Linked DNA regions of Homo sapiens: region 2 is linked to region 1. A link is an interaction called in ENCODE POLR2A ChIA-PET data of the cell type or tissue named here. Cell type or tissue: PC-3. All regions are shown on one strand. Links, peaks and the distances in the headings refer to the core of each region. The heading gives the core; the rest is flanking DNA.

Region 1 (4,407 bases), core at 302-4,301:
AAGGAATGGAAGAACTTGATCAAATAACGAGAAAATACCCAGCACAGTAATATCTACTAATTACTTTTTCTCAAACTGCTACCTCTTCCCTTTCTTAAAAAACCTTATCAAACAACAAAAACCCTCTTCAGAAAATCTAATGCAGCTATAAAGTAAAATGTTAAAAACTGATCCTTACTGATGTCCAGATTAAACATTTTACTGGCCGGCTGGGATTACAGGCATGAACCACCACACTTGGCCACGTTAGGTTTTAAATCTAGAATAAACATTCCTTGTTAACGAGAACAAAATTGTTTACCAATAAGAAATCTTTGTCATATAAAATTGTGTGATCATATCTTTCTCCACTCCCACTGCTTCACTTGAGTAGCCTTTAAAAATTTTTGTGATTATATATTTTAAAAAACCACTTTAGTATTTACTTATCTTTATTGAATGCTCTGTTAAAATTTGCCTTTAAGGGAATGAATGACAGGGAGGGTGAGGGAAATTTTGCTTTTAAATTCTATTCATTCCACTGAATTCATTTTTATGTTGTCCCTGAAATATATATTTAATAAACACTACTTGTAAAGAAAGCTACAAAATAAAATAAAAATAATTGTGTCAATCTTGAAGTGGCATTGTTTTATATTAGGTCATATAATTAGTTTCTGGCAGACCTGGTTTTTGCAGTTCACACATCATGGCATTTTAAAATTACAAAATAAAATGTCCATATGTTTTATTCTGCTTGAAAAAGTACCTGTTCCTAGTTTTATGATTAATCCTTGACATTCATGGAAAAGCAGTAAATTACCTACAATACTATTAGTCACATTTTACTGAAACAATTTTGTGCATAAGCTTTTTAAAAGAAATATGAAACTTTTTACTAAAAGTACAATGTTAGAAATAATCATAAATGGAACCAAAGCCAGTTTGTACCTCAAAGAACTTCTTCAATGTCTTCTATTGCCAAAACAGCACTTTGATTTTGGACAAAACGCTTCAGAGGAAATATGTGCTAGAATGAAAATCCAAGACATATTTTTAAAATCTCTACCAGATAAAACAGAAACAATTGCTCGGAAGGCAAACAAAACAAAGCAAAACCTTCTTTAATCTTCAATTTGGCTTTTATTTTAAAATACATTTAGCATAGAACTGTCATAGGACAGAAAATAATAAAACACAAATGGAACATTTTCAAATACCTTTTAAGCTAGACATAAAAATCAACAGGATAGCATAGGCCCAAATTATGGGAAACGGTCCCTAAAATTCAATTCATTAAACATACATTTTGAAAGTAAAGCTCTTTTCACATTTTCCAACGTACCAATATTTTCCTACATGCCTTGGTTTCCTTTTAACTAATAAGTAAAGGGTAAATTTAGTTGCTTTACTTAAAATTACCAGCTTCAGTTTTGGTAAAAATTACCATGCCCCTAAATTCTCAATCAGAATTATAAAAATATGAGCTCAAATAGTTATGGTGCCCAAAATAGAAACATCTGAAGTGATAGTTCTGGATAATCATACAGATATTGCACTAAAATCAGTAATTTCATACCTGGTATTTATTTATATGGAAAGTTAATCTCTTCTTTATGAAAAACTTTCTACAAATACACTTACTATTAACGTAAGTACAACCACACTTCAAAATATAAAGGTAGACAGAAAAAAGAATAGTTTAATACTATACGCAAATTTTCCACTGTGAAAATAATAGAAAGTTGAAAAAATAATAGGATCTAAAATACTGATACTAATTTTAGGTTTTATAATTTACCTTAAATAGCCAATAAATGGGTATTAAAAGTTAACGGTGCTAAATCCAATCCTTTCCAAATTATTTAGAAAAATGCTTTGTTTACATATGAAGTATGTGCATTGTCCCATCTATAAATTTCAACGTTTCCATTCACTGGAAATACCTACCTGCAGTATAAACAATCAAGACAATGTACAAAAAATATGTCCTGCTCCTATAACTTACAATGCACAGAAAAATATCTACAAAAAGGGAAGTATTTATCCATTTAGCTTTCTAATAAATTGGTGAGAAAGTTTAGCCCATTCCACATTTCTTTCTAAATAAAGGCTAAAGAGTTAAGGGTAATTTACTTTTATGCCTGTCACCCTGACATACATTTTTTAAAATATTTGCTTGATTATATGTAACTTAAGATAAAGTTAATGTCTTATTTTTACATCACAGTACACATAGCATTTCTTAATTTAGCAACGGAAAGGCACAATTAGCAAGCAATAAAATTCAGTACCTGAATTATTAAACTGACATCCAGAATAGCTGCAAATAAAGTTCATTCAAAACAGTATACAGAACTTAAAAAAAAATCCAAAAACTAATTTTTCTAAAAATTTGGTCCATTAAAAATGCCTCCCATGTTCAACATCATGGATAACATGAAAGGTAATGGCAGTGTAAAAACAGGCAGTAAATCAATGTATAGTAGCATATGCATTCTGGTCTAGTAATTACGCAATTCAATTAGGAAATGGCTCCCATAGTAAATAAATGTTAAATATATCTGTTAATAACAACATACCTGTATGTAGTTCAAATACACAGGCACAACTGTTTGCATATTATTATTGATTTTATAATACACTCCCATAGTTTAAAAAAACACTTAGGTATATTATTTTATATATAATATATATCAGATATATAATTGCATATTATGTACCTTATATATATTATATATAAGTTGAATCCATAATACAAAACTCTCCAAACATTACATGAACATTCTAAATGGATACTTATCATTTTCTCAGTAACGAAATAGCTCAGCTCACCTAAAACAGTATCTGGATGTGCAATGATAAAATGCACTGACTCTTATGAATTTACTTAAATAATTATTTAAGTTAAATTCCTGCAAAAGCCTAATTCTGACCTGGCTTTACCTGGAATATATTTTTGGGTATCAGTAACTGATACCCTCCTTTCTTATCATAAACAATACTTCTCCATCAAGAGATACCAATAAAGAAAAATATGTAAGGAACAAAAAATGTGATGGAGAAACCAACCATTCCATAGGTAATATACCGATAAGGAAGTTCAACTTCCATGTGCTGTCTTGCTTTTCGAATATCATCACACGGTATATTGAAGATTTTGCAGGCTAAAGGAATGGTGATCTTTTTCATTACATCTCTGATTATTAGTACAAATACCATCCCTATGAGGATCCGCAATATGGCTTTTCCAAACAGAGTCACAGTAATGGGGGGCCCAGCTAAAGGTAATGTATCTAGAGAAGGATCTAATACTAGACCCATGTTATAAGTAACATGAGATCCACATGCAATTCCAGCACCACTTCCTAGTATCTCGGCTGTGTCTCCTCGGGATGTGCTCCAGGTGTCAAGAGTGAAAGAAAAGATCCCCAAAGCTAAATGAAGCCCGATGATGATGAATGGAGCATATTTGTGAGTTTGGTTGAAGTTGTCAATCAGGTCCACAAATGGATAGAAGACAGCTAAGATTAAAATGGTATATAGGAATCCAGCAATAATATCCTAGGAAAAGATAAAAGTATCGTTGTTTAGTATAATACTGAATATTTTTGGCATTTAAAAAATAATTTATATTTGACATTTCAAATGTTGAATATACATAAATTTTTTAAAGTTGTCAAATTCTCAAAGTAAACTTTATTAACTGACCATATAAGAGGCACTAAAAGCTGTATTAATAATAAAAGGATTTATATTTTCATAATTCTACCCTTTTATAAATTAACTACATATATAATATCCACAAATTTACATTCAAATTCTGAACAACAAATTATGCTAAAATTGTGTAGTTTTGATTTCTGGGGAAAAGTACACTTATTATTCAAAGAAATGGTTTTCATTTTCATATGTTTATGTATGTAATTATCTCCATGACCACACAGGATATACATCCTAGGTAATTTTCTTTTCTCATTCATTCATTCATTGAACAAATATTTATGAGTGCCAACCCCTATTTTAGGGGTTGAGGATACATTGCTTTAAAAAATGACAAGAATGTGGCTGGGCAAGGTAGCTCATGTCTGTAATCCCATCCCTTTGGGAGGCTGAGGTGGGTGGTTCACTTGAGGCCAGGAGTTCAAGACCAGCCTGGGTAACATAGTGAATCCCTGTCTCTACTAAAAATGCAAAAATTAGCCAGGTATGGTGGCTCCAGCCTGTGATCCCAGCTACTTGGGGATGGAGGCATGAGAATCGCTTGAACCCAGGAAGTGGAGGTTGCAGTGAGCCAAGATCATGCCATTGCACTCCAGCCCGAGTAACAGAGCAAGACTGTTGATAACCACATAAGAAAGCAGATAAATATTACAATTTCAGATTGTTATGAATCTTATGAAGAAACTAAAACAGGACAACAGAATA
Region 2 (4,407 bases), core at 314-4,313, 390 kb after region 1:
ATAGCATGATCTCGGCTCACTGCAAACTCGGCTTCCTGAGTTCAAGCGATTCTCCTGCCTCAGCCTCCTGAGTAGCTGGGATTACACGCATGTGCCACCACACCCGGCTAATTCTTTGTATTTTTAGTAGAGGAGGGGTTTCACCATGTTGCCCAGGGTGGTCTCGAACGCCTGACTTCAGGTCATCTGCCCGCCTCGGCCTCCCACAGTGCTGGGATTACAGGCGTGAGCCACTGCGCCCCGCTGGTACACTTCTGGCTGATAGGCTATAAATCAAGGGATCCTTTGATACCTTTCTTGGGTTCAATTAATTTGCTAGAGTGGCTCACAGAACTCAAGAAAACACTTTACTCATGTTTACCAGTTTATTAATAAAGGATATAATGAAGGATACAGATAAACAGCCAGATGGAAGAGGTGCCTAAGGCATGGTATAGGAAGGGGCCTGGGGCTTCCCTGCTCTCTCTAGGTGGTGGAACCCCCAGGCTTTCAGCAATCCAGAAGCTCTCTGAGCCCTGTCTTTTGGGTTTTTTTATGGAGACTTCATTATGTAGTCATGATTGATTATGTAATTGGCCATTGGCGATCAACTCAACCTTCAGCTTCTGTCCCCTCCCCCAGAGGTTGGGGGTGTGTGTTGGAGGTAGGGGTGGTACTGAAAGTTCCAACCTTTTAATCACATAGTTGGTTCCCCTGGCAACCAGCCCTCATCCTGAGGCTACTCAGGATCCCACCTAGAGTTGCCTTCTTAGAACTAAAGATGCTCCTATCACTCAGGAAATTACAAAGGGCTTAGGAGCTCTGTGTCAGGAACTGGTCAAAAATCAAGTATTAGAACAAAAGACTCTCCTAGCTAGCACTCCTATCTACAAGGGTATTAAGAGCTCTGTCTCAGGAACTACAGCAGAGATCAAGTATATATTTATTATATCACAATATCATAGATACTTACCAAATAACCCTCAGGAAAGATTTTACCCACTTCAGTGCCTCTTCTGATATTTGCTGCATCCATAGCAAAATGGGTCAGCTTAAGAGAAGAAGCCCAGTGGGATTGTCTGTCCCCAAGAGCCCACCTGTGATTCCATTCACACCTCTAAGTCATTTTCATGTGAGCTCAAGGATTACGTGGAGAAAAAGAGAGGACAGAAATGTCAGTTACAGTGTAAAGTGTGAAAAGAGAGTATTTGAGGCGAAAGATTTGGAGAGGTTTTTGATTAAGTGGTAGATTTTGTACCTGTTTTTATATGTGGTACATCCATTATTGAAAATTGTTACTTTTTTTCTTAGAGGAAATAACCATCCTTTAGTAGCTATTCAGGCATTTCATTAATTGTTGCAATAAAACTGTTTCATTTTATTCATAGAAGAGCAGGATAAAGAAACAATTATATTTTGACGTTCTCTTTTAGGCTTCTTCAGAAAGTTCAGAAAAATAAAGAATTGGTGCAGACTGAAATCCAAGAAAGACATTCCTTCACAAAAGAGATAATTGCTTTGAAGAATTTCTTTCAACAGACCACAACTTCATTCCAAAATATGGCATTCCAGGATCACCCAGAAAAGTCAGAACAATTTGAGGTAAGTGAGGAATGAATTAGTGAATGTGGCAGGTACAGGCCCACAGTCTTGTATCCAAAGTCCTTGGGGTAGAGATAACTCAGTGGCTGGGTTTGGGGGAGCGGTCTGGGGAGAGAGAGAGAGGCATAGGCAAAGGCCCTGTGGCATGGTATGGGCAGAACCAAGGGAGAAGATCAGTGTGGCTGGAGAGCAGAGAACAGAGTTGAAACAAGGCTGGAAGGTAGGCCAGTCTGGACCAAGCAGCCTTCTTTCAACTATGTTTCCAGTGTGTTTGGTGAACAAGGGCCTCAGACCACTCTTAAGTAGTATGTTACATTACTCCTTTAGTAGGACATGGCGCCTTGTCTCTGACAGGGTCTATGTACACCCTACAGGTCATCTGGAATCTCATTTCTTCAGAAGAATCTCCTCTTTCATTCCAGTCCAATAGTGACAGCCCAAAAGTATGTTTGGAAGTTTATTCAAAAGTCACGTGTTGGCCGGACATGGTGGCTCACACCTATAATCCCAGCACTTTGAGAGGTCCAGGCAGGCAGATCACTTGGGGTCAGGAGGTCAAGACCAGCCTGGCCAACATGGGGAAACTCCGTCTCTACTAAAAATACAAAAATTAGCCAGGCATGGTAGCGTGTGCCTATAATCCCAGCTACTGGGATGCTGAGGCAGGAGAATCACTTGGACCCAGTAGGTGGTGGTTGTAGTAAGCCGAGATCGTGCCGCTGCAATCCAGCCTGGCTCCATCTCAAAAAAAAAAAAGTCACATGCTGTCTAAACAGAACTTTTGGTTATTATATTGGAAAGTAAAGAAGCAGTCTTCATGGGGAAGCCTTCTAAGTGTACCTCTGAATGAAAGCCTGTACTCCTGGACTAGGTGTAGATAAAACGGGATGACACTTACTTATTAAACCCCATCTTTGAATGGCATTGTTCTCTAACTTTCTCTCTCTAGATTTGTCCTCTGCTGAGGATTAAGAAAAGGAAAACAATGACACATTACAGAGTCATTTAAAATTGTAATCATTCTTCAGTACAGTGACTCAATCCATGAACACAAATAATGCTACTGAACAGCTACTGTAAAAACAAAACAAACAACAAAAAAGCCACAGTCAAGTCAAGAAGTATTTTTCCACTTGATCTTTGGGAAACTTTCCCATACAAATGAGTTTCTCCTTTATAATTACTGCAGGAGAAGGTAGATCAGATTTGGTTTCTAGGCCACAACCAATAGACTATTTGTTCAGGTTTCTTTTATCTCCTAAAAACCTACATTCTTTGTATGGAACTGGAACCTTCCCTTTTGAAAGCAGTTGAGCTCTGCAGGGCTGTCTAATTACATGAAAGTAGACACTTCTGCTCCAAGTGTGGGGCTTTTAGTGGCCTTAAATCATTGTGATGATAATGGAGGAAGAAGTAGAAATAGCAACACGTTAAAACAACAACAAAAAACTTCTTTGAAACTTTTTTTTTTTTTTTTTTGCTGCTTGCAGCTTTTTAGATCAGGACTGCAATGGAGATACAATTAAATCCTAAAGGTACTTTAGAAGCAGGGGGTGTTGTAATGTCTTTTCTAGATAATGGTGTGACACTATGAAGAGATATCAAGTTTAATTCTTACAAATTAGAAAGCATCATCTGACTAAACTGAGTGTCTCTGGGGCTTAATCAGCTTGTATCACTAGTGGGGTTTTGTCATGCAAACTGCACTCCTTTAAATCATAAGGATGTGCTGGAAGGCTGCTTTCACTTTTTAGAATTAAACTTTTCCCCCAGTCTCGTGAGTATTGCAACTCTCTTAATGCTTTTAGGAGCTTCAAAGCATCCTTAAGAAAGGGAAACTAACTTTTGAGAATATTATGGAAAAACTGCGAATCAAGTATTCCGAAATGTACACCATAGTCCCTGCAGAGATTGAATCCCAGGTGGAAGAATGCAGAAAAGCTTTAGAAGACATAGATGAGAAGGTAATAATAATGTCTGTACTACTGTTATTATTTACGGAGCTGAATGACTATCAGGAGGAAAATATCATTTAATGTCAAATTCCATTTGCCAGGATTTCAGCTATAACTTCTTTTAAGAGTTAAGTGACCATCGTGTCTATTGAATGCTAAGATAAAGATGCTCTAAATATGTGACATAAGATAACAGAATTAGATGATTTATATGTATTTAATTGTCAAAATGCTTATTCTTCTCTTGCATTTTATAATACAGTTATATAATATTTTTTACTGGTTTTGTTTGCTTTTGTACAACCACTGTACAACCACTTGAACATTTTGGATGTTAATACTTTGCTTTAAAATACATTCTTTGAAACATTTTGACATTACAACTAAGGCAATAAGAATACAAATTTCACAACTCACTAGGAATAGCACTTAGTATGTAGTGTCTGTCTAACGATGATGTTAACAGAATTCTCATGAAAAGTACCTGAGCAAATCTTTATACCTGAAAGTCCAGATTTAAAGAAAAGGTGGAAAATATTTTATAATACTAGAAACATAGGAGCTTAGCAAGATATTTTGATTAGATTGTAGAAAGACAGCCCATATCAAACAGAAGAAAATTCTGTTTGGTCTGGTATCCACAGAAGGATTTTTTTTTTTTTTTTTTGTCTAGAATACTTACAACTTGATAAATAAAATAGATCTTAAACACAAAAAATTCAGATTTCAAACTTAGTTGCTAGAATATGTCATTAATTCTATGACAGATTTCTCAGGAAAATCTCACATGTAAAAAACATGTAAACTCTTAACGTATATTTATAACAAATCTTTTTTAGTTAACACACAAGAAAACCTATTTCGTACTTTC

The links. Peaks named below come from ENCODE experiments on the same cell type or tissue, not always from the same donor. Only the 100,000 strongest peaks of a DNase experiment are listed, where the experiment ranks them.
Region 2: POLR2A ChIA-PET joins it to region 1 with 6 read pairs; 1 of 35 experiments calls an interaction of 5 or more read pairs at or near these places.

Annotation. Positions count from the first base shown.
Region 1 is chr14:63,683,114-63,687,520 of GRCh38, forward strand. It overlaps SGPP1 (sphingosine-1-phosphate phosphatase 1), which reads right to left. Exons shown (of 3, transcript NM_030791.4): 3 at 1,103-3,543. The coding sequence ends at 2,992. Among named protein-coding and RNA genes, the nearest start is that of SGPP1, 43 kb to the right of the region's middle. In PC-3, for the core only: no CTCF peak of the experiment used is centred there; a DNase peak (open chromatin) is centred at 4,018.
Region 2 is chr14:64,072,556-64,076,962 of GRCh38, forward strand. SYNE2 (spectrin repeat containing nuclear envelope protein 2) reads left to right here. Exons shown (of 116, transcript NM_182914.3): 53 at 1,413-1,581; 54 at 3,390-3,545. Among named protein-coding and RNA genes, the nearest start is that of MIR548H1, 20 kb to the right of the region's middle. RefSeq lists an enhancer at 1,634-2,135. In PC-3, for the core only: no CTCF peak of the experiment used is centred there; a DNase peak (open chromatin) is centred at 2,656; H3K27ac peaks cover 1,125 bases.